Linked DNA regions of Homo sapiens: all the other regions are linked to region 1. A link is an interaction called in ENCODE POLR2A ChIA-PET data of the cell type or tissue named here. Cell type or tissue: OCI-LY7. All regions are shown on one strand. Region 1 overlaps LOC124902153 (a long non-coding RNA gene). Region 2 overlaps ZCCHC7 (zinc finger CCHC-type containing 7). Region 3 overlaps PAX5 (paired box 5). Region 4 overlaps FBXO10 (F-box protein 10). Region 5 overlaps ZCCHC7 (zinc finger CCHC-type containing 7).

Evidence for each region. Peaks named below come from ENCODE experiments on the same cell type or tissue, not always from the same donor. Only the 100,000 strongest peaks of a DNase experiment are listed, where the experiment ranks them.
Region 2: POLR2A ChIA-PET joins it to region 1 with 11 read pairs; 4 of 35 experiments call an interaction of 5 or more read pairs at or near these places.
Region 3: POLR2A ChIA-PET joins it to region 1 with 10 read pairs; 3 of 35 experiments call an interaction of 5 or more read pairs at or near these places.
Region 4: POLR2A ChIA-PET joins it to region 1 with 10 read pairs; 4 of 35 experiments call an interaction of 5 or more read pairs at or near these places.
Region 5: POLR2A ChIA-PET joins it to region 1 with 12 read pairs; 2 of 35 experiments call an interaction of 5 or more read pairs at or near these places.

The regions. Positions count from the first base shown.
Region 1 is chr9:37,372,858-37,377,857 of GRCh38, reverse strand. The region is part of intron 1 of LOC124902153 (a long non-coding RNA gene); the gene reads right to left. Among named protein-coding and RNA genes, the nearest start is that of LINC01627, 19 kb to the left of the region's middle. RefSeq lists enhancers at 871-1,170, 2,797-2,906. In OCI-LY7, a CTCF peak has its summit at 2,825; DNase peaks (open chromatin) are centred at 2,777 and 3,995; H3K4me3 peaks cover 1,130 bases; H3K27ac peaks cover 4,856 bases.
Region 2 is chr9:37,188,989-37,193,988 of GRCh38, reverse strand. The region is part of intron 2 of ZCCHC7 (zinc finger CCHC-type containing 7); the gene reads right to left. Among named protein-coding and RNA genes, the nearest start is that of ZCCHC7, 71 kb to the right of the region's middle. RefSeq lists an enhancer at 3,950-4,169. In OCI-LY7, CTCF peaks have their summits at 1,904 and 2,110; DNase peaks (open chromatin) are centred at 2,108, 3,944, 4,188 and 4,518; H3K4me3 peaks cover 2,607 bases; H3K27ac peaks cover 5,000 bases.
Region 3 is chr9:37,009,395-37,014,394 of GRCh38, reverse strand. All of the region lies in intron 3 of PAX5 (paired box 5), which reads left to right. Among named protein-coding and RNA genes, the nearest start is that of PAX5, 22 kb to the left of the region's middle. RefSeq lists an enhancer at 2,750-2,819. In OCI-LY7, no CTCF peak of the experiment used is centred here; DNase peaks (open chromatin) are centred at 2,664, 3,192 and 3,648; H3K4me3 peaks cover 1,631 bases; H3K27ac peaks cover 3,102 bases.
Region 4 is chr9:37,568,952-37,573,951 of GRCh38, reverse strand. The region is part of intron 1 of FBXO10 (F-box protein 10); the gene reads left to right. Among named protein-coding and RNA genes, the nearest start is that of FBXO10, 4.9 kb to the left of the region's middle. In OCI-LY7, no CTCF peak of the experiment used is centred here; no DNase peak of the experiment used is centred here.
Region 5 is chr9:37,246,362-37,251,361 of GRCh38, reverse strand. All of the region lies in intron 2 of ZCCHC7 (zinc finger CCHC-type containing 7), which reads right to left. Among named protein-coding and RNA genes, the nearest start is that of ZCCHC7, 130 kb to the right of the region's middle. RefSeq lists enhancers at 1-146, 1-152. In OCI-LY7, no CTCF peak of the experiment used is centred here; no DNase peak of the experiment used is centred here.

The DNA.
Region 1 (5,000 bases):
TGGGCAACGTAGCAAGACCCCATTTCTTCCTTTCCTCCCTTTTTCTTTCTTTTCTTTTCTTTTTTTTTTTTTTTGACAGAGCTTCACTCTTATCGCCCAGGCAGGAGTGCAGTGGTGTGATCTCAGCTCACTGCAACCTCCGCCTCCTGGGTTCAAGCAATTCTTCTGTCTCGGGCTCCCGAGCAGCTGGGATTACAGGCACCTGCCACCATGCCCGGTTAATTTTTTGTATTTTTAGTAGAGACAGGGTTTTGCCATGTTGGGTATGCTGGTCTCGAACTCCTGACCTCAGGTGATCTGCCCACCTCAGCCTCCCAAAGTGCTGGGATTACACGTGTGAGCCACCGCACCCGGCCTCAAGGCTCCATTTCTAAACACACGCACTCACAAAACAAAACGAAACAAAACCCAAGGGGAAACCAGATCAGCTAAGAACCCCTAAGCTGCCCTAGGTTCCAAGCCTCAACTCATGACCTTGTCCTGATATCCCCTCACTCTATCCCAGGACACTGTGTCTACCTACCTATGTATTTTACCTTCTCTCCTACACACACACACACACACACACACACACACACACACCCACATCCACAGAGTCTTGAGCTCTCCAGCTTGTGCCTTGGTTTACCCATCAATATTCTCACGTACAGTGACTTGGGACCTCAACCACATCATCTAGACTGTGGTACATCATATCTTCTCCCTTGTGCCCCAAGCTGGCATGGCTACCCGACCCCGCTTTGAGATCATCGACAGCACAGACCACCCTTGGTCAGCCATGCTGGGATCATTCCTGGAATCAGACAACTTCATCTGCAGTTGGGTGTCCCTGTCTCTGTCCTATCCATCTCCTCTCCCACCACAACCATGTTCCGACCCTGACCAGTGCTCTCAGCCTGGATGACTCCTCCACTGGCCTGCCTATGAGCCTTTGAACAAGCCTGTCTGAGATGCTTTTCCCCCCATTCATTCTGCTTTCATCTAAGAGCCACTTCCTTAGGGGAAGCCTGCCCAGATTCCACTCTTCCAACCCAAGTCAGAACTGAGCCGCCTGCCCCACCCCTAACCAGTCCCACAGACCCTGTACCAGCCCCAGCTGAATGCCATGGCCATCTGTGTACATACTAACTTCCAGCTCTTTTACACTGCCTTTTAAAACACTTAAAAAAAACTGACATTAACCTACATAAAGTACAATTACAACTCAATACATTTTTCTATATTTATACATCCTTGTATGGGTTTAGGATGCAGATGGGTAGGTCAAGGCACCAACTGTGAAGCTAAAGACTCTCTGTGGGTGTCCCCATATGTGTTGGAGAGGCAGGACTACCTATAGGTAACCTAGACATTGGGGGCAAAGAAAGTAGACACATACTCAAGTGTCCTGGTATGGGGTTAGGAGGTCTCAGGACGAGGGTCTTGATCTCCTAGATGAAGACACAGAACGTTTTCCGCACCCCAGAAGGTTCCCTTGTACCCCGTTCTGGTCTCCCCAAGGGAACTGCTATCCTGACTACTAACAGCACAGATTTAGTTTTGGCTGTTTTGAATTTTAGGGAAATGGAATCTTTTGTGTCTGACTTCTTTTCCCTGCAGCTCAATGTTTGTAAGATTCTTCCATGTTGTTGCAGGTGGTGTGGGATTCTGTTTTGTGAATACCTCAGAACTTACCTACCCATCCGCTTACTGAAGGGCATTTTCAATGCGTTTTTGCGTAGGTGAGAGATCATGCTGAAAGTGCAACTTTAAAAATCTTTTTTTTTTTTTTTTTTTTTTGAGATGAACTCTCATTCTATTGCCCAGGCTGGAGTGCAGTGGTGTGATCTTGGCTCACTGCAACCTCCACCTCCTGGGTTCAAGTGATTCTCCCACCTCAGCCTCCTGAGTAGCTGGGATTACAGGTGCCCACCACCACGCCCGGCTAATTTTTGTGTTTTTAATAGAGACGGGGTTTCACCATGTTGATCAGGCTGGTCTCGAACTCCTGACCTCAGGTGATCTGTCCACCTCAGTCTCCCAAAGTGCTGGGATTACAGGCATGAGCCACTGCGCCAGGCCTTCTATTGAGATTTTTTTAAGTCGGCCGGGCAAGGCGGCTCATGCCTATAATCCCAGCACTTTTGAGGCCGAGGTGGGTGGATCACCTTAGGTCAGGGGTTCAACACCAGCCTGGCCAAATGGTGAAAGCCTAGCCAAATGGTGAAACCCCGTCTATACTAAAAAAAAAAAAAAAAATTAGCTGGGCATGGTGGCACATGCCTGTAATCCCAGCTGAGGCATGAGAATGACTTGAACAGGAAGACAGAGGTTGCAGTGAGCCAAGATTGTGCCACTGCACTCCAGCCTGGATGATGGGAGTGAGACTGTCTCAAAAAAAAACAAACAAAAAAACAAAAAAAAAGACCTTGTTAGAAGACAAGGGAAGAGGCTAAAAAAATCTTGATAACTTAATGGCTTCTTCATGCTCTATTGAACTGACTGCTATCATTTACTTCTCCATTCTCTCATTGTCAAACATTTCCACTATCCATAATTATCAGGAATATTCTGTGAACATCTTAGTGGATCAGTATTTAAGGGGATCCTCATTAGTTGTTAGGGAAGAGTCCGAGAAGTGGCTGAAGAAGTAACCTTGTGAGAAGACTCTTTAGACATAAGACCAAAGTGCTGAAATGAAGCTTGCATTGGTTTGCAAGGGCTGCTACACCAAACTAACACTGAGTGACGTCATCCACAGATGTCTAAGACCAAAGCATCGGCAGGGTTGCTTTCCGCTGAGGCCTCCTCCTTGGCTTGCAGGTGGCTGCCCTCTGGCTGCCTCTTCATGTGGTCCCTGTGCACCCCTGGGTCTCTTTGTGTGTTCCGGTCTCCTCTTCTTATGTATTAAGAACACCTGTCAGATTGGACTGAGGCTCTCCATAGTGACCTCACGTTAACTTAATCACCCCTCTATAGGGCCAGCCTCAAATACAGTCACATTCTGAGGTACTGGGATTTAGTACTTCAACATATGAATTTTGGGGGAACATAATTTAGCCCATAACAGAACTCCTTCCTCAGAGGTTGGAAATGTCCCTTGGTGTCACCAGGCTTGGGTGTAGCCCTCTCGGTTCCTTCCAAAGCTGAGCTGTATTTTGGTGTGAAGACCTCTCTCTTTCAGCTTCACCCGTTTTCCTTTATCAGTTTCTCATCACTTCACTGTCAATCAATCCAGAAACTCTTAACCTTGGAAGCACATTGGAATCACGTGAGTGCTTAAGAGATAATTGTGGTGTCTGTGTCCCCATCCAACAGATTCCGATGCCATTGGTCTGGGGGTGCAGGCTGGGCACAGGAGACTTTAAATCTCAGGTGGGCCGGGCGCGGTGGCTCACGCCTGTAATCCCAGCACTTTGGGAAGCCGAGGTGGGTGGATCACGAGGTCAGGAGATCCAGACCATCCTGGCTAACGTGGCGAAACCCTGTCTCCACTAAAAATACAAAAAACTAGCCAGGAGTGGTGGCAGGCACCTGTAGTCCCAGCTACTTGTGAGGCTGAGGCAGGAGAATGGCATGAACCCAGGAGGCGGAGCTTGCAGTGAGCTGAGATCATGCCACTGCACTCCAACCTGGGCGACAGAGAGACTCCGTCTCAAAAAAAAAAAAAAAAAATCTCCTCAGGTGGTTCCAGTGGTTCCGAAGCAAACACCTCCAGTCTTTGATCTCTCTGTTCCTTGCCTTTTGTAAAGCATGAGACAGGGCACAGTGGCTGTTTAATTACTGTCTTCCAATATTCATTAAAGCTTCATATTCCAAAGCCTGTTCTTAACTCCTCTAAAGTTCATTTCAAAGCTTGGTGGTAATTTGGCTCTTTTGTTAAAATTAAGTCCTTAAAGTAAAAATTAAAAGACAAAATGGAAAACCACTGGGCATAGAAAATCCACCCTGGGTTTAATAGAACATCTTAAGTTGTGGACTAGAGTGAGACTCTTGCTGCTCAGTGCAGGCGGTGGGGGAGCTTGCTATACATTGTGCTCCTTGAGGCTTAGGTTCTGTGGAAGCTTTTACAAGAAGAGGATAAAAGCTAATTTTCATGAGAGCCCTGCTTCTGTGGTGGGGTGATTAGGAAACTATTGTGTTGAGTTTGGGCTCCTCCAAGTTAGCTCCCCAATTCTCAATGTTTGAAACAAAGCTTTAGAGTATTCTCCCCATGGGTGAATCTTACAGACTCACTGAGCTAAGGAAGTCAGAGACAAGAGTACCCACTGGATGATTCCATTTATATGAAGCTCAAGAATAGGTGAGGCACTCCTGTGTCCTTGCACGTGCTGCTCCTCCTGCTTGAGATGACCTTCCCAATCTTGCTCACCTGGAAAGTTGACTGTCCTTCATATCACAGCAGAAAGGCTGTTTCTCTACCTCTAGGATGGCCTCAGTCACATCCTTCACTTGTCACTATTCGTTTTGTTTTTTGGGACAAGGTCTTGCTCTGTCACCCAGGCTAGAGTGCAGTGGCATGAGTATGGCTCACTGCAGCCCTGACCTTCCAGGCTCAAGATGTCCTCCTACCTCAGCCTCTTGAGTAGCTGGGACTACAGGTATGGGCCACCATGCGTGCTTTTTTGTTTGTTTTTTAATAGATGGGGTCTATGTTGCCCTGGCTGATCTCCAACTCCTGGGCTCAAGTGATCCTCCCACCTTGGCCTCTCAAAGTGCTGGGATTACAGACGTGAACCACTGTGCCCAGCCTAGTGTTTGCTTATGTGTGTGTGTTTGCTATTAGGCACTGTGGTGCTTTCTTGGGGGAGCTACTGTCTCTGTATTTGCAGTGTCTGGCACAGTGCCAGGCACTGAGTAGGGCCCAAAACAAGAGATTTGTCACTGAATTGTGTTTATTCCTTTTTTTCTTTTATTTAAAAAAACTGAGACGGGGGTTTCACTATGTTGCCCAGGCTGGTCTTGAACTCCGGGGTTCAAACAATCCTCCCACCTCAGCCTTCCAAAGTGCTGGGATTATA
Region 2 (5,000 bases), 180 kb after region 1:
CATAATGAAAACGCTGTAAGAGGGAAAGGGATGAGGCATTCAAATAATAATTTTAAAGATGAGGATATCAGGTTACAAGGGTCACACAGGACAAGCTTCATGGAGGAGATGAGACTTCAGGTGACTGATGGATTTGCACTGATTAGGAAAGAGGGAGAAAGAAATTCCTGAAGGCGGACAAATTTTTCCTTGGTAGATATGTGCCCAGCTTTTGTAGTAAGAGCAGGGCAGGATTACCACCTCATTCCTTGCTGAGGATAGAAACTGCATATAAACTGCATTAATTGGTAGCTCATATAAAATTGTACATGAAACAGCAGAAAATCCAACAACATAAACAGGCTATTATTAACACAATTTTTTTTTTTTAAAAGGCTACTAGATTTTTCTCCAGGCTGTAGAACCTGCCAGACTGTAGTACAGTGGCAGGCAACTTACATCCCTTGGAAAAGTTACTTTTGTGTGATCATCTAAACTAACAATTTTAAAGAATGTTTTATACAAAATATGGGATAATTATTGGTCTGAGACAGAAATAAGACTTTCTGAACATCTTTCTTTGGCCTGCTAGATGTCAAAATGCAGTAAAATTTCCTATTGTAGGAGAATTTTAGTTAATAAAAGTAATTTTATTCCAATGTCTGATTTACACAGTACAAAAGTGTACTAATAACCGTCAGAAATTTTTAAAGCTACAATACCCTTCTGAAGCCACCCTAATAATTGCTTATTAAAACACTTTCTGTTAAAATGTTAAAGTTATTGATTTTTTTTAAATTTCAGCAATACAAAGATGTAGCTTTCAATTCATGTTCAAACATAAAATAACTGAATTGAAAAACAATTTCACTTTCATTGAAATCAAGTCAATGGCTCATTATTCAAAAGCATATGTTCATCAATACAAATAAACTTTCATTTCTATTTGAGGTTAAAATCCTAAAATAGCCCCAAAGTTGCACCACAATTCAGCTGCTATGGAAAGCTAAGTAGTGCTTCCCATGACTAAATGGATTAATTCTTTAGCCCAAACACAATTACTGTTCTCCACACTGTTCCATTGAACATCTAAATAAGCATCCCAAAGCTTATTTCATTCAAAGAAAAGATCCAGACTAAAGAATAATCCCAATGTATGAAGTTTACATTTTGTGTAAAGTTTTTTTAAAAAGGGAAAAATCTATAAGTGGTAATCAGGAAAAGACATGAGTCATTGTAGACAGGTGTTGGGGATGACATCTATCGACTAATAGATATCTTTGTTGAAGGACTGCCGTACAGATTCCAGTAGATGTCTTTTTCTCAAACCAATTTTTCTGACTTAGTTATTGAATCTAGACTTTTCCATAGGTGACACACACATTAACAGCAAAAAGAATAACTCTTCAAGAAATAGCCAATTACATGGAAAGATATTTCTTCTGGTCCTTTTCTTGCTTTAAAATTTTTCAACTTCAACCATGTATGAAAAGTGCTGTCTTACAATCATGTTTACTGAACATTTTATTCTTCCATATATTTCTACATTTCAAAAATCTCCTGTAATACACACCTGATCTAAAGAAGAAAATATGGAGAGGTCAGGGAATAGGAATGAGGGCAATGAGCTATACTGAAATAATTCAATATGGCTCAAAGGGTAAAATGAAAGAAAAATAATAGTTACTAATTTCAGATCAGGATTCTCTGACAATAACAAGTTATCTGATTATGAGATGGGCTGCCTTATTAACACTTGCTGTTACTGAGATGTTTACAAAGAAACTAGGTAACCATGTCCACTATGTTGGAGAAAAAATTCCTATATGAGAGAAACTGGACTACATAACCCTATAGACTTTCTTCTGACTCTTAATACTGGTCATTCAATTTCCACTCCTTTTTAACTAAAGTTCTGAAATGGTAGCTCTTTTTCCACCTGTTTAATGCCCCTTGGGAGACCACTACTGTCAAATTATCATTGCAACATTAGTTGCTAGAAAGAGAATTTTTAGCTCTTTATAACACTTTTGCATTTAACTAAAGGATTATTTGCTGTTAGGCGGTTTTCTACAGCTCTGCCCCCAAAGGACTTTCACAAACAATGCAAATGCATTTTCACAAGATGGAGCAATTTAGCTTTGGTCTTTTAATGAAGGCTGAATTAATGGCAAGGCTTCCTTGCATTGTTGTAAACTAGACTGCTACAAAGAGCAGGTGAAATGGTTTTCTTCCTTTGGGCAGAAATGAAAATAAACTGTAAAATTCCTACCCAGTTTTGATTCATGTTTGCGTTCATTAACAGAGGGTTAAACAGCCTGAACCTTACCTTTAGCAACTGCAGGTATAATCGGATTAATTTAAATGGTTATTAATGCCCTTTGGAATTCTAATTAGCCAGGGGGACAGCTGATGCAGACAGCCTTCGGGGGTGGGGATTAGTCTCTCAATCAGAGTTCAAACTCTCAGAGCAGCACCCCTACATAAATCCTATCCACCATTTTAGTGGGGTGGGAGTAGGGGACATGGAGAGTAGGGGTGAAGAATCTAAAATAAAGAAATACAGTGTAAAAAACAAAAAGTACAAAAAGGTAAGAAATATAAAAGAGAAAGGAGAAAAAATATGACAAAAAATGTTCAATATACTTTCAAAACAATATACTGGTGATTAAAAAGAAGAGAAACCTAATGCACTTCAAATAAGTACAACAAACAAAAAGAAACTTCCTAGAAAATGGTTATTAGATCTTTGGCCTAGAATCTTATGACAAATTAGAAAAGACATAAAACTAAGGTAAAATTACTTTTTCCATAGGCAAAAATTTAATTATCCTGCTTCTCTGAGGCAGCAAAAGTTGCAATAGCTTCAAGTGCCCAAAATGTTTTACTAAATTTGCACATTTAGTTGCACCCATAAAAGGTGTACCCTGAAACGGGACAGTTTCCTTGTGTGGGTTCTAATGCATGTATTCTTTTTTTTTTTTTTTGAGACGGAGTTTTGCTCTTGATGCCCAGGCTGGAGTGCAATGGCGCGATCTCGGCTCACCGCAACCTCCGCCTCCCGGGTTCAAGCAATTCTCCCACCTCAGCCACCCAAGTAGCTGGGATTACAGGCAAGCACCACCACGCCCAGCTAATTTGGTATTTTTTTTTAGTAGAGACAGGGTTTTTCCATGTTGGTCAGGCTGGTCTCGAACTCCTGACTTCAGGTGATCCACCCGCCTCAGCCTCCCAAAGTGCTGGGATTTACAGGCGTGAGCCACCGTGCCCAGCCTAATGCATGTATTCTTAAACAACATGAAGCATAAAACAAAGAATATGGGGAAACCCATACATTAGAGTTACAATTGTTTCTTACGTTTTAACATTTTTGTTGATTTCCAAATATACCAGGAGTTCCAATTCCAAGTAAGATGGAATAAGCACACACTACCTTGTCTTTTCCACTGAATCCAGAAAACCTGGATGATGCATAAAGCAGCTAGTTAAGGCAGACTGGGGAATAAAATAAGAATTCATATTAATATCAAACAGATGATTTAGTATTTTTCCCCCTTTAGTATCTCCTGCCCTAGACTCAAAGCAGCTGAAATCTGGAAGCAGGCACTCAGGGATAGACAAAGAGAACTCCAGGAGAAGCCTCTAGTTCTAGCTTGAGGAGCAGGAACAGAATCTCCTAATACTTAGATAGAATGAAGAAAATTCCCTAGGCATTTTTTTTATTCTTTTCAACATCCTCCATACCCAGCCCCTGAGCAAACAAGATGGTGGTGGAAGCAGTGACAGCAGCAGCAGTGGGGTCTGCAGAAGTCTAAAACTCTGAGGGAACAAACCTTCATCATCAAGAGGGTAGCAAGAATTCTTTTTGCTTATTTTTTTCTCTGTCTTCTTGCTACTTGGCCCCAGTATGGGCACAGCTGCAAGAAATGTGCAGCAGAAGAGAGTAACTAAAGCAAGCTCCAGCTCTGTAGCTGGAAGTATAAAGAGGGGAGGATTAGGCAACCAAAAAGTACCAGAGAGATTATGAAGAAGGAGAAGCATAGGAAAGTGGCCCCATGAAGTTTGTGCTCACCCTTCCAAACTATGCCTGCATAAGGTTGATCCTAAAATAACATACCACAGACTCTGAGAGCTAAACTATGGAGTAGACAACTACTCAGTTCCCAGACAGTCCAATGTTTGGCACACACACTGGACAGTTCTGAGTAAGACTGCAAAGGTTTTGTAAAGGAAACTGGCATTGGAACTACAGCCTACAGAAGGCTGTTTAGAACTTTCAACCTGAATGAACCCAACCAAATTGCCTATTAAAAAAAAAAATCAGCTGGGCGTGGTGGCTCATGCCTGTAATCCCAGCACTTTGGGAGGCCAAGGCAGGCAGATCACCTGAGGTCAGGAGTTCGAGACCAGCCTGGTCAACATGGTGAAACCGCGTCTCTACTAAAAATAGAAAAAATTAGCTGGGTGTGGTAGTGTGCACCTGTAATCCTAGCTACTTGGGAGACTGACGCAGGAGAATCGCTTGAGCCCAGGAAGCAGAGGTTGCAGTGAGCCGAGACCACGCTGTTGCACTCCAGCCTGGGCAACAAGTGCAAAACTCAGTCTCAGCGGGGGAAAAGAATTCAACATTCATCACAGCATTAAACCAAGACAAAAGGTCTCAAAATATGACACTTAAATTGTCCAGGATACAGCCCAAAATAATTTGACAAATGAAGAATCAGGAAAACCTCAATGAGAAAAAAACAACAGATGCCAACACTGAAATAATGCAGATGATGGATTTATCTGACCAAGACTTTAAAGCCACTATTATAAAAATGTTCCAACAAGGGCAAACACTCTTGGATGAACAAAGATGGAAAGCCACCTCAAAAAATAGAAGATATAAAGAAAAATCAAATGCAAAATTTAGAAACTGAAAAATATAATAACCAAAATGAAAATCTCATTAGACAGGCTAGATAGCTGACAGATTTATAGAAAATATTAAATCTGAGAGATGGGAAAAAAATGAAGAA
Region 3 (5,000 bases), 360 kb after region 1:
TTGTCCAGGAGGCTAAGATGCTCTGGAGCAAAGGAGTTGCCCTCTCCCCAACTCATACATGGAATCTCACACAGGGAGAGAAAGAACCAGAGAAACACCCTGGGAGTCATGCACAGGATCTTCCTGGCAGCCACACAGCTCCCTTTCCTTTCCAGTCTGATCCAAGACACATGGAAGGGCGCTCTCAGAGCTTTAAAAATAAATGTATGGAAGAAAGTTTTCTGTTGTAGATGATGAAATTTCAACTCCATTTAAACCCAAAGAGTCAGGGATGAAGTTCAGAGATGAACAGAAATGATGGTTCTCTAAACTCTGCAGAGAAAAGAGAAGGGAGCAGCCTGAAAACTTGGACAGTTTCCATTTCTCCAAATCACACCCTACCATCATCAGTGCAGAGCTTGTGTGGGCGTAGGAGACCCTCACTCCTGGCAGAATGAGGTGGTCGGTCAGACTAGAATGAGAGCCTCTTGTCCTGATAGTGGATCCTTCTGTGATGATTCAAATGCACAGATCGCTGTGGGAGTGCATGTGTTCACATTTTGAGTCCTGCTATTTTGTAAATTGTTAGCCTGTTTTTCTTCTCTTGGCAAACCTTGACAGAGGCCCTGACATCATGCATGGTACAGGGGAGATAGAGGAGAATCAGGCACACAGTTTCTTGGTCTGTTCCAGAGGGGCTCTTTGTCCAGGGTGGGGTTCTGACATGCACTTAGAAGCCTGATGCACCTGGACAAAATTGCTGAGGGGATAGCAATGATGATGGTAGGTTTTGGGGAGGAGGGGATAACTCCTGTTCTTTTTATGGATTATAAGAGGCTCCATTGTGTTTTATGAGCCCCTTACTTCTGGCTCTTTGCGGGATTTCCACGACACAAAACAACATGACAGGCAGCTGGCCTGCTCTGCAGAGGAACATCAGCCAAACCCCTGGTCAGGCTTTGGGGACCCACAGGTTTCCCAACGTAGAGTACACATATAATTGGGGGTTCGCAAGATAACCTTAGGTAGTCCATGGGGGTCACAAAATCTAATGCCTTACATGGGGCCAGGCAGATAAGGTAATGAGGGAAGCAGGCCAGGCAAAAGACGATGGGGAGAGGTTGGGTCCCTGGCAAGCTAGGCAGCACAAGTCCGATTAAAGGGGCAGTGCTTCTTAGCTCCAGCCGAATGCTGCCAGGACCATGGGTCTGGTGTTTGCCAGATTTTTTGCATTCTTCAAGAGAAGGCAGAAGCTGGGGCTTGTGTAGATGTATGCATGGATATTTCTGTATGTGAAATCTCTATATTTAAATTAATTTTTTTTTTATGTAGAGATGGGGGTCTCCCTATGTTGCCCAGGCTGGTATCGAACTCCTGGGCTCAAGCAATCCTCCTACCTCAGCCTCCCAAAGTGCTGGAATTACAGGTGTGAGCCATCACACCTAGCTTAATCTATATATTTTTTTAACAGAGGCAACTAATTTCAATTAAAAATGCCTTGCAGGATGAGCATAACTTATTTACAGAGCATCGGTTTACATCCTCTATAATGCAAAGATGCAAGGGTGCACATTGTTTTCTAATACATTTATTTTAATGTATGTTAGAAAAACGTAAGTAACACACCAAACCAGTGAGTTTGTGAACTCCCCCTCAACACTCCCACCTACCCACTTACAGTAGGGAACTACAATTGCCTTATAAAATAAATTTATTTAAGTCAAAATTGAAGTGATGTGAAAGAAATGTATGAGGCAAATAGAGCAGTGGTTACAGATGTGGCAAAGACTGTGAAGGGGCATGGGATGTGTGGTCAAGAGAGATCACGGGCCCGCTGATGTTTTCTGCCTGGACCTGTGCTGTGGGGAATTTCTAACTGCTGTCTGTAGGGCCATGGCTAGCCTCAGGGGCGTCCTGAGTGTCCAGTCCAAAGCCATGGCCAGGCAGGCCATGCCTCTAAGGTGCTTTCATGTCTGTGGTCTCCTATAGTCCTTAAGGCTTGACTCTATCCTGTGGCAGTTGTAGCAACAGAGGCCAAGATGGAGAGTGCAGAGGAACAGTGACTTGGAGATAGACATGGGGGTAGAACCCAGGTTTCCCAACGGTAAAAGGAGGGCTAGTTTCTTTCCACCACTGCCCTGTAGGACTCTGCGAGTGACAGAACTGAGGATCTGTGAGATGAGAGACAAGAGGGAGGACAAGTATTTTCTTCTGCATTTCAGATCCTCGCGGGCTGCCCGTTCTGCTGCCTGGCTGCCTGCCCTCTCTCATCCTTAGCCTTCTCCAGTGCTCTTCACTGGGGGCTCCTTTTTGGGAGTATTCTCTGGCTCCTTCCTGCTCTCTTCAGTGACAGCTCACTAAGTGTAGGACAATCTCATGCGGCTGCCTTCCTCACCCCTAAACCCCCAAAGCCAGAGCCATCCCAGCATACAGTTTTATTTTTCAGATGAAGGCAAAGCTCCCACTGCATTCAGATGAATGCAGCTTCTAAATGCCTGCCTTGCAAATGACACTGTGTAAGAGGGTCCACATCTCTCCCAGCCCTTGCCTCCCTTGGAGGCAACTTTTCACCCTTTCTGATTTCAAACAGCTGGGGAGGGAGTGATGGCTGGATTTGTGGCTATTCTTATAGCCACAGGGGCATCTCCACGGTTCACCCCTAGGAGTATGTGACTTCCTGTTACCTTCCAGGGGACCAGCCTAGGAAACCATGACTGACAAGGGGTTAAGCATCACTGAACTAGTTCTGTTAGGCTTGTGGGGGATTTCCTGGGACACAGATCACCTTGTTCATTTGACTTCTTATGGACAAACGTGCTGGGAGGCTGCACAACCTGCAGGGATCGCTGGATCCAGTCTGAGTGTCCATTGGAGGTGGCCATCCCAAAGCTGACCCAAACGGTGGGTTGAATGGGGTCTTCCTTCTTCTATTCCAGCACCGTGGCCAAGGGGTGGGGAGTACAAGTGGCACTCCCAGCTTAGAGGGGCAGCTCTATTTAGTACCAACTGGTTGGGTCATGTGAGAACGTGAGGCCAGTATTGTTGGGTGTTCTGATTTTTCAAGAGAAGCTAGAATTCAGATATTTATGAAAAATCTCCCAACTTAAAAATATTAGCAACTAAGTCAAATAAAAACAAATATACTGTGCAGGCTAACAAAACTTGTCCCGGGCTGGAGGTGGCCCTGGGGAAGATGTTTTGTTAGTTCTGCTCTTAATTCTAATTTTGGTAGCAGGCCTTCTGAGATTGTTTATCCATTTCCTCTTTCTTTTTTTTTTTTTTTTTTTGTTTTTTTGAGACAGGGTCTCACTCTGTCACCCAGGCTGGAGTGCAGAGGCACAATCATGGTTCACTGCAACCTTGATCTCCCAGGCTCGGGTGATCTTCCCACCTCAGCTTCCCAAGTAGCTAGGACTACAGGTGCCACCACCATGCCTGGCTAATTTTTTGCATTTTTTGTAGAGATAGGGTTTCATCGTGTTGCCCAGGGTGGTCTCGAACTCCTGGACTCAAGTGATCCACTCACATCGACCTCTATCTGTGTCCTCTTTCTTCTCCACAACAGTCACAGGCCTGGGTGCCACCTGTGGGGCCCCTTGCAGCTTGGCACAGTTGGACCCCTGGGTTTTGAATTCTCGGCATAGCTGATGGCCCAAGCTTCTTACTGCACTGATGGCAGTTTGATCAGTGCCATAGATGTGGGTGTTTCTTCAGCCTTATCTTCCTGTTTCCTTTTTCAAGGCACCATGATTTTCTCTTTCACTGTAATTTTGTGAGGACTGGTGGTGGGGCGGGGGGCGTGGGATGATGGTGAGAAGCCTAGCCTTTCAAAGAAGGAAGAGTGATGTTTCCATGGGATCCTTAAATGCCACAAAGTCCCTCAGAGTTTTAAACCTCAAATTCTAAGTGGGTTTGAAATCCAAATAGCTTTTATGCCTCACATAGGAAGTATTTAGCAGAGGGACCGCGCTTCCTTTGAATGTGGCTTAAAGTAAAGTGCTGGGGCATGGGGGCTGGGAGTCTGGGCTGACTCGCTGTGCAATTCTGGGCAAGTCATTTGAGCATCTTGGGTTTTAGTTTCCTTATTCATAGGAAGAGTTTGATGCTGAGCTCCTTTCTCTGTTGGAACGTCTAGTGTGCTCTGCAGTACGGCAGCCAGGGTCCTGCTCACGCTCAGCAGGTAAGGGACGGGCAATTTGGTGTGACTGCCAACTCAGCCCAACTGTCCCTGGCTTAGAAAAGGTCCTGAGTGTGTTCTTATTGGATGAGTCTTGACAGCCTGTCATATTTAAAATTTAAAATTTGTTTAGAGTTGTTATGATTCAATTACAGTCTTGTTCTTCCCACTACAGTTTCTTCTCAGTGTAAGCTGATGCTCTTTGTTTTTACTTGGTGACTGCTAAAGGCAGATGAGCAAAATCTCTCACCCCTGGGGGCAGCTTCAGAGGCTTGCCTATAACTCTGAGATCCCCCTTTATAAAGGACAACCCTGATGCATTCTTAAAACAGTGTGAGAGTGGCTACCTTCCCCTCCCCAGCTTCCAAGGGGGCCACTTGTGCTTTATTATTATTATTATTTTTAATTTTTATGGGTGCATAGTAGGCATATATATATATATTTATGAGTACATGAGATATTTTGGTACAGGTATGCAATGAGTAATAACCCACCATGAAAAATGGGGTATGCATCCCCTCAAACATTTATTCTTTGTGTTACAAACAACCCAATTACACTCTTTTAGTTATTTTTAAATGTACAGTTAAATTATTACTAACTATAGTATCCTCATTGTGCTATCAAATACTAGGTCTTATTCATTCTTTCTATTTTTTTGCACCCATTGAGCATCTTTACTCCCCCACCGCCCTCGCCTTGTGCTTTTTAAAGCAAATGTGAAAAATATGAATATTTTAAGACGGAAGCTAGTCATTAATCTTTACAAAGACACCACTGAAAATAACATCTTACATTTAAGGAGCACCTAGTATGTAGCTACCACTGTTTTAAGTAATTCATT
Region 4 (5,000 bases), 200 kb before region 1:
CTATTCTTGAGTTACCTGTCATGGGTTTTGTTTGAAATGTCTGCTAATTTCTCTCATTACCCTCTTTTAGTTTAGTGATTATTAGTTTCCCACTCGTCTAAAATGTTTGATACTGTATACATAAAGGAATGTACACAAAGAGACATTTGATTAAGATTTTGTCTATTTCAGTTTAGATGTTTAACATGTGTGTCTCATTTCACAAGTTGGGTTTACATTCACTCTTGTCTTTCCTTATTTTTTTCTAAGTAGACTCCCAAGTCCTCTCTAATGTCCTTATTAGTGAGAATTCCAGTGTCTCCTTCTCCAGCCTCTCTGGGGGCTTATACATTCCAATGGGGTCAGTCTTACTGTCACTCTCCAGAGGAGAGAGAACTGCATTGTCTGAGCAGTCCACACACATTGTCATTCCTGACACAGCTATATGGCATAACTGTTGAAGAGCTGTCCTACACAGTCCACGGATGTGTGATCACTGCTGCTCAATGCCCTTATTGGACCAAATCTCTGCCAGCATGATTCCATGCTTGGTTTTCCAAGGTTAGAGCTTGTTTCATTTATGCTTGCGTGCTCAGCCATTCTCCCCAAAGCACCTCACTCTGGGCTTTTGTTGAGCTTTTCACCAGGCTGGGTTCCCCTGGTGTCCTGGAGAGTTCTCTTTTAGGGCATTTGGGGCCCTTCCTGCTAGCAACCTTGGTCATGGTCATCTAGACCACCCAAGAGATGTCTCTGTTTTCAAACTTCTTATCAGAGTTTGTGGGCTCAGTCCCTTCTCTTCTTAACCTTAACCCAAATCCCTTTGGCAAATTGGTTCCACATACTCTCCAGGGTTCTGCCTACCGATGATTCTCAGGAATGACAGCCTTCAACAAGATAGCTACCCCAGGACTTTGGGTGCCTACTCACCTTACTTTTCCATATGTAAAGAGGGGTCGTCAGGTCACCCTGAGCCACACAGATTTAGGCATTCTGGAAAATTTACTTGGCATGTACCCTGTTAGGGATTTTGCAGGCAAGGTTTTAATTTAAAAATAAAGGATTTTAGTTTTCTCAATTTTTCTAAGAAACAATAATCAGTATATTTATTTCATTTATTTGTTTTAAACTTTTTGAATATGAAATACAGCAAATATGCATGGTAAAAAACACAATATATAGTTTAGCAAATAACTCTAAAGGAAATACACACGTAATCACCAACATGTCAAGAACTGGAACATTGCCAATACTCAGTACCTGCTTCCAAATCATAATTTCCTCCCCTAGAAGAAATCATCTTGTGATAATCATTTTTTTGCTTTTCTTTGTAATTATATCACCTATGTATATATCCCTAAACAATATAGTTTTAAGTTTTTTAATTTCATACATATAGAATCATACTTTTGCATTTTGTGTTTTGCTTCTTTTGCTCAACTTGTTTGTGAGATGCATCCACGTGGCGGCCTCACTTATTTTCGTTGCCAACAGTGTTTCATGGTATGGCTGTGTCACAATAGATGTATTCATCCTGTGGTTGATGGATACTTGAGTTGCTTATAGTTTCTGACTGCCAAGTACATCCTTAGATATTTTCTGATGTATTTGAACAAGTTTCTTTAGGTTATATATGTTAGAGTACAATTGCTTTACTAGATAGTGTCGAACAGTTTACTTTCCTACCAGGAGTATATGAGAGTTCCAGTTGCTTCATATCCTGGCAAATAGTTGCTTTTATTGGTTTTAATATTTTAACTATTTTCATGTGTGTGTCTTGATATTTCTTGTGGTTTTAACTTGCTCTCCTTGGTTACTCTTGAGGTTGAGCACTTTTTTCTTTTTTCTTTTTTTTGGAAACAGGGTCTTGCTTTGTCACCCAGGCTGGATTGCAGTGGCGTGATCATGGCTTACTGTAGCCTCAACCTCCTAGGCTCAAGAGATCTCTCCCACCTCAGCCCCCTGAGCAGCTGGGACAGCCAGATAATTATTTTATTTTTTTTTGTAGAGACCAGGTCTTGCCATATTTTCCAGGCTGGTCTCAAACTCCTGGACTCAAACTATTCTCCCATGTCAGCCTCCCCAAGTGCTGGGATTACAGGTGTGAGCTACCATGCCCAGCCCTTGAGCAGTTTTTTGTTGGTTAATTGGATTGCCTCTTTTGTGAACTGTCTATTCATGTCTCTTGCCATTTTTAAATTTTTTAAATTGATTTTTCAATAAGGAAATATATATATATATATATATATATATATATATATGGCTCTCTTTTCACCCTCTTAAATGGTGATATCTTCGATCCCATTCTGTAGAAGCAGGGCATAAAATAGAGATTCTTGTTCAAGTGAGACTGTGGGAGAAGCCCTCAGGAAGAGGAGTATGAGGAAAGCTGGATTGGGGGAGGAGAGGCACAGCCTGGTGAGGGGGCAGTTGCAGTTTTCTGGAGAAAGGGACATCTGTGAGTTGTTCTCAGCTGACACCACATCTCAGTGACAGGTGTGCTAACCAGTAAAGATGATCTGGATGGAACCAGTAGTATTCTCCACAGTCCACTTCTTGTACCATACAGATAGGCTTGCTTCTTATATTAAGTTCACTGTATCCAGGTACAGCTTCTCCAGGATTCTGGTTAGTCACAAATCCTGGGAAAACTTATAAGAGGAAGATTAGTGAGACAAATTACAACCCTTGCTGCTGCAGTTGGTCCAGAAATCTAACAAATACCCATATCATCCTCTTCCACCATCCATTTTAGTTTCCCCTTCTTTGTCCCTTGAATGTATGATAGAACTTGGTGATGAAGCCACCTGGGCTCGCAGGTGTGTTTTCTTTGCAATCTTATTTTTGACCACAGACTCAATGTCTTTAATGGTTCTAGGGTGATTTTGTTTTTATAATTTCTTAACTAAGTAATATTTTCCTAGGAGTTTATCCCTTCATATTTACTTATATAAAGTTGTTTATAATTTTTTTTTTTTTTTTTGAGACGGAGTCTTGCCCTGTCGCCAGGCTGGACTGCAGTGGCGCAATCTCAGCTCACTGCAACCTCCGCCTTCCGGTTTCAAGCGATTCTCCTGCCTCAGCCTCCTGAGTAGCTGGGACTACAGGCACGTGCCACCACGCCCAGCTAATTTTTTGTATTTTTAGTAGAGACGGAGTTTCACCACGTTGGTCTGGATGGTCTCCATCTCTTGACCTCGTGATTCACCTGCCTCAGCCTCCCAAAGTGCTGGGATTACAGGCGTGAGCCACCGCACCTGGCCGTTTATAATATTTTCTTATCATTTGGTGTACAGCATCTATAGAGATATCCCCTCTTTCATTCTGATTTCATTTTAATGCTTTTTTTTCCTTCTTCTTTGGTTTTAGTAGAGGTTCTTTTCAGAGAACCTGCTCTTATCATCAGTGATAGTCTTCATAATAAATTTGTTTTCTGTTTCATAAGTTCTGCTCTGTTCTTTATTTTTCTCTTCTATTTTCCTTGGATTTATTTTGTTCTTTTTCTGACTTCTTGAAATTGATGTTTAGTTTCATTAATTTTTATCTTTTTGATTCTCTCTATTTAAGGTTATACATTTTTTTCCAAATTCTGTTTCAGCAGGAGTTCACAAGTTTTGATATGTGGTATCTCTGTTGTTTATTTCTTTTCTTTTTTTTTTCCGAGACAGACTTTCACTCTTGTTGCCCAGGCTGGAGTGCAATGGCACAATCTCGGCTCACTGCAACCTCCACCTCCCGGGTTCAAGGGATTATCCTGCCTCCTCAGCCTCCCAAGTAGCTGGGATTGCATGCATGCGCCACCATGCCCAGCTAATGTTTTTGTATTTTAGTAGAGACAGGGTTTTACCATGTTGCTCAGGCGGGTCTCGAACTCCTTACCTCAGGTGTTCCACCTGCCTTGGCCTCCCAAAATGCTGGGATACAGGCATGAGCCACTGCGCCCAGCCTTCTTTGTTGTTTATTTCTAAAAATATTCTAATTTCCATTGTAATTCTTTTTCTTTAACCAATAGATATTATATTCGAGAAATGTGTTTTGTAATATCCAAACATACTAACATTTTCTAATTATCCTTTATTTATGACTAATTATGACTGTGGTCAGTGAGCTTGTTCTGTTTTTGGTTGGTTGGTTTGTTTGTTTTTGAGACAGTCTCACTGTCTCCCACATTGGAGTACAGTGGTGTGATCATAGCTAACTGCAGCCTTGAACTCCTGGCTCAAGCAATCCTCCTGCTTCAGTCTCCCCAGGTAGCTGGAAGGACTACAGGTGTGAGCCACTGTGCTCGAAGCTGTATAATTTTAATCCTTTGAAATTTCTTGATACTTCTGTTAGAGCTCTGTTTATGGTCAGTTTTTATAAATGTTCCATGTGTGTTTGAAAGTAAAATGTATTCTACAGTTATTGGATTCAATGTCCAATGAAATGCCATTAGATCAAGTTTGTTAATGGTGTTCAAATCTTCTTTATCCTTACTGGGTGTTTTTTTTTTTCCTATGAATTATAGAGGGATGTGTTTAAATATCCAAGTATAATTATGAATTTGTCTACTTCATCTTTTAATTTTTTTTTTTTTTTTTGCTTTATATCTGTAAGGCCGTATTATCAGGTGCATATACAAATATAAAGTTGTTTTATCTTCTTAATTCTTAATTCTTAATTCACTTTTTATCATTATGAAGCTGCCTTTTTTGTTTCTAATAATTTTTTTTTTTGCCTTATACTTTACCTGATAGTGTAATCTTTTTAAAAATCTACACAAGGTATTTTTTTTCCATTAGTTGCATCTTTTCTGTAACTGTGTTTTAGGTAAGTCTCTTATGAATAGCATATAATTGGGTTTTGGTTTTTTAAACCCTGGGAAAACTTATAAGGAAGTTTTAAAGTCAGGGAAAACCCTGACTTTCTCTGTCTTTTAATTAGAACATTTAGTCCATTTTCATTAATAGCACCACTGATGTATTTTTGTTTAGGTCTGCCTTATTTTATGCTCTCAATCTGTTTGTCCTGACAGTTCTCCATTT
Region 5 (5,000 bases), 130 kb after region 1:
AACTATAGCAGAACAATAATTTGGAGAGATACCTTTCAAGATCTTGACATAAGACCATGACATTGACAAAAAAGCCAGATATTTGTTTTCTACTTGATTTTTTTAAATTAAAAAGGAAACATAGTTGAGGACAGGAAAGATTGCTGAAAAAAATGAGAAATGAAATAAAAATATAAATAAATCATAATTATACTTGTTTCATTAGAAAGGTTGCTTGGCTTACTGAACACATTAAATTGACATTTGAGTTTATATAAAGGTGGAAACCAATTCCAAAATACTACAAACAATCATTTTTGTAACTCATCATGCCTAGACTGAGAGAACTTCAATTTGAAGAAACTAGTTTCACAGGATGAAGTCCTTTTAATAAAAAGAACACATTTTAAAACTTCCAAGTAGATGGAGGCTTGTCAATACCATCCACTTCTGTAAAGTAATCAGAACCCACCAATAGGTCAGCTGATCAAAATTACCACCTTTAATAAAACCATCACTTTACAAAGTAACTCATAAGCTTTCCTGCCCTGATATCAGGCCAGCTAATAAATGAAAGATCTGCCTGGCTCAATCAACAAAGCAATTAAATAATGCAACCTCATAATATACCTTGAAACATTAATGAAAAAAATAAGTAAAAACCAACAAGCTAAGGAACTCTATTCTGAGCTACTTAAAAGTCTAAAGTAAAACTTGACTGTACCTTATTCAAGGAATGGCCAATAAGCCTAGAAAAGTCAAGTGAGAGAGAGAGAAGAGAGGCCAGGCGTGGTGGCTCACGCCTGTAATCCTAGTACTTCAGGAGGCAGAGGCAGACGGATCACCTGAGGTCAAGAGTTCGAGATCAGTCTGGACAACATGGTGAAACCTCGCCTCTACTAAAAATACAAAAATTAGCTGGGTGTGGTGGCAGGCATCTGTAATCCCAGCTACTTGGGAGGCTGAGGCAGGAAAATTGCTTGAATCCAGGAGGCGGAGGTTGCAGTGCGCTGAGATTGCACCACTGCTCTCCAATCTGGACAACAGAGCAAAAACTCCATCTCAAAAAAAAAAAAAAAAAAGAGAGAGAAAGAGAGAGATTGATTCCTAGTACACATGAGACTTTCTGTGATAAAACTAGGGAAACCCTGGACAAACTGGGACAAGGTGATCATCCCAGGAGAGAGGCCACATATATGGAGAAAACTATTCATGTGCTAAACACTGTGCTAGATTTTTTCACAGAACTTAATTCACTTAGTCTTCACAACAACCCTATGAGGAAAGAATTTTTTAAATGAGGAAGTCTTGCTAACTATGAGGATAAGTGATCTTTACAAGGCTGGACTATTAGAAGAACAGGAATCAGAATCTGACTGCTTATCTTCAAAGCTCATGTTTCTATCACAATACCATGCTGCCTTTCTACGAGTTAGGCAGGAAGAGCGGTGGAGCCATCATTTTCCTTCAGCACAAAATTTGGCAAACCCAGAAGGACCATACTCTACACATCTCTGACTATGTTGTATTCCAGGAGACCTACAGAGAAACAAAGCAGTGCTTGATTGATCATATAAATTATGGTGGAATCTGAATTGATAAGAGTGTTGAACACTTTAGAAAATCTATGTACTGGCTGGGCGCGGTGGCTCATGCCTGTAATCCCAGCATTTTGGGAGGCCGAGGAGGGCAGATCAAGAGGTCAACAGATTGAGACCACCCTGGCCAACATGGTGAACCCCATCTCTACTAAAGATACAAAAATTAGCTGGGTGTGGTGGCACGCACCCGTAGTCCCAGCTACTTGGGAGGCTGAGGCAGGAGAATTGCTTGAACCCAGGATGCGGAGGTTGCAGTGGACTCCAGCGTGGCGACAGGGCAAGACGCTGTCTAAACAACAACAAATAAAAAAAAAAAAAAAAAAAAGGAAGAAGAAGAAAATATAAGTACAAAACATGCTGCTGGGAACAATTCTTTATTGCTGGATTTCCTGGCTTTATGGGGCTGGGAATTGGCTCTTACAGAGAACGAGGTAAAAACTATGTTTGATAAAGAGAATAGGATCAAGTGTTGAGAATAAGAACTGTGTTCCAGAGCAGGATTCAGATATTCAGATACGGCACTGGAGAACATGACCATTCTCCCTTCTGAGGTTCTCCAACATACCCAGTAATTCCCACTACCAAGATATTGTCACAACAATAAATGGGACCATAGACTCACATCAACAAAAGCCCATTTTAAGAAGCAAAAATTGGGTTGATGTAACCATCTCCCCACCTCTCCCACATTTCCCTTTTCTAAGGGAAAGGGACAATATTCAAGTTTATGGGAAGACAATGTTCTATAACAAAGAAACCAAAGAAGATATGAGATATCCACAAGTAACTAAAATATTAATAACAAAGTTACATGTGACATCTGCATTGAGACTATGACAGATTGTTCTAAGAATTTTACATCATTACTTGTTAGAGTAAGTAGGGAAAGCTTTACAAAAATAGTTATCAGTTGGGCTGGCTTTGAAGGCTGGTGGAATTTAGTTCTGGCAGTCTGATATGAGACAAAGCATTCCAGCTACAGATAGATGAGCAATGGCAAAAGCAGTAAAATCAGGAAAGTATTCAGTATATGGCTATCATCTAGCACTCATAATAAGTTTTTACTTGAATTATGACATGCTTATCAATTTCATCATGGTGTCTTCAGGGATTCACATGAAGGCACCTAACAGGTTTCAGCTATAGGCAGTAGGTATCCAAAACAGGCCTTTTCACTGCCTTTCACTGAACATTCTTTCTAAGAGCTTCTAAGTACTTAGAAGGGTTGGGCAACCAGAGATCCCTGGCTCCCAAACAATGTTATTGGGTAGGAAATCTGGATTAACTGAAGTTGTAGAGTCTAAAAGAGTATAAAAGAACATTTGGTTTAACTTCCCAGATAATACAGGAACCACTACTACTGAAACGCTCCAGGCAGGAAATTAAAATAACTGCAATAACATCATTTTAATTTACCATTTTAAATTACTTTAATTCTTAAACAGATTGCACATCTAGAAGCAGGGTGGTATAATAGGAAAAGTTCTAGCTCTGAAACAAACTGACTTTACCTTCTGAACCTGTTTGTTCAAAAATAAAATTAGGTTAATACCTGTTCTGACTACCTCCTCTGAGAACTGTAAGGGTTGTATGAGAAAATATGTCAAAGTATGTAAATATTAAAGCATTATACAAATGTATTCTACTATCATTTATGCTGGCTTATATATAAAACACTAAAAATAATTTTTAACACATTCATACCTAGATAAAAGAGTTGAAAAACAACTTTTTTTTTGTTTTCTAATAAATAGGAATAAATAGGCAATACTCTTCAGGTTTGTGACTTGTCTTGGTGTCAAGTGAAGAGATGATGAAAATATATCCTTGATTTCCAGCTTTATTATTATTATTATTATTATTTTTACTTTTACTTTTTTTGAGACAGGGTCTCACTTTGTCTTCCAGGCTAGAACACAGTGGTGCAATCATGGCTCACTGCAGCCTTGACTTCCCGGGCTTAGCAGAGAACTACTTAGTTGGGACTATAGGCACATGCCACCATGCCCAGCTAATTGTTTTTATTTTTTATTTTTCTAGAGATGGGGTCTCCCTGTGTTGCCCAGGCTGGTTTCAAACTCCTGGGCTAATGCAATTCTCCTACCTTGGCCCTTCCCAAAGTGCTGAAATTAAAGGTGTGAGCCACTACACCCAACTTCCAACTTCATTTCTTATCAAAACTGGACCAATGGCTTTGAAGCCTTAATGTCCTTAACTGCTATACTGAAAATAATTTTCAGAAACAGTACAACATTCTGGTACTGATACCACATCACCTAGAACAGAGTTACAGATGGGGTATTCAAGTTTTAAATAAACAATACATTTGAAAAATGGTGTAATTCCTGTCTAAGAACACTTAAATGCAGTAAGGTCACTGATCTCTCATTGAAATGGTTTTTTGCTCATTTCTCTCTCTACCCAGGTCCCTCTTCAAAGTTTTATTTTGTCACTCAACAGTGAGCAACAAGAGACTTCAGGAAAGTTACTTGATATCACTACATTTTTAAACTGGAAACAGCAATAAAAATACCTACCTCTCCTTCACAAAGCTGTGAAGTGAGGTGTGAAAGGCTAAGTGACAGAATATAAAAATCCACAAAGTACATTTATGTCCACTTATATACGTTATCTAAAAAATTTGAACTCACAGAAGTAGAGAATAAAATGGTGGTTACCAGGAGTTTGGTGGAGAGGGGGTTGGGGAGGTATCTGTCAAAGATAACAAAATTTCAGTTAGATAGGAAGAATAAGTTAAAGATATCTGTTGTACAACATGGTGAGTACAGTTAACGATACACTGTATTCTTAAAAATTGCTAAGAGAGTAGGTTTTAAGTGTTCTCATCACAAAAAACAGGTATGTGAGGTAATACATATGGTAATCATCTCAATTTAGCCATTTCACAATATATACAGTCGTCCCACAGTATCCAGAGGTTCCAAGGTTCCAAGATGCCTCAGCTACCAAAATCTATGGATGCTCCTGCAATCAGTCCTGTAGAACCCATCGATACAAAAAGTTGACTTGCAAATATATTTTCCACCCATGGTTAGTTGAATCTGTAGATACCGAGAGCCAACTGCACATATTTCAAAACATCATGTTGTACATGTTAAATACGTACAACTTTTAATATGTCAATTTAGAAAAGGGGAAAAAATACATGATTCTTTTTCCTGCCCCAAATGATGGTCCACACTGGCCCAGAGTTTACTACACCAGTTTTATAGCAATGTGTTTAGTAAATGCACTCTTCATTATAGTTTATAATATCCTATACTGGTATAGTACATTAAATATTTCACAATGCATTCACATTTGAAACATAATGAATTAGGTAACAAAATCATTATCATACGCTGATGCTAAAGATGGAGAGCCCTGAAGACCCTTGTGGACTCCTGTGGGTTCAGTTAA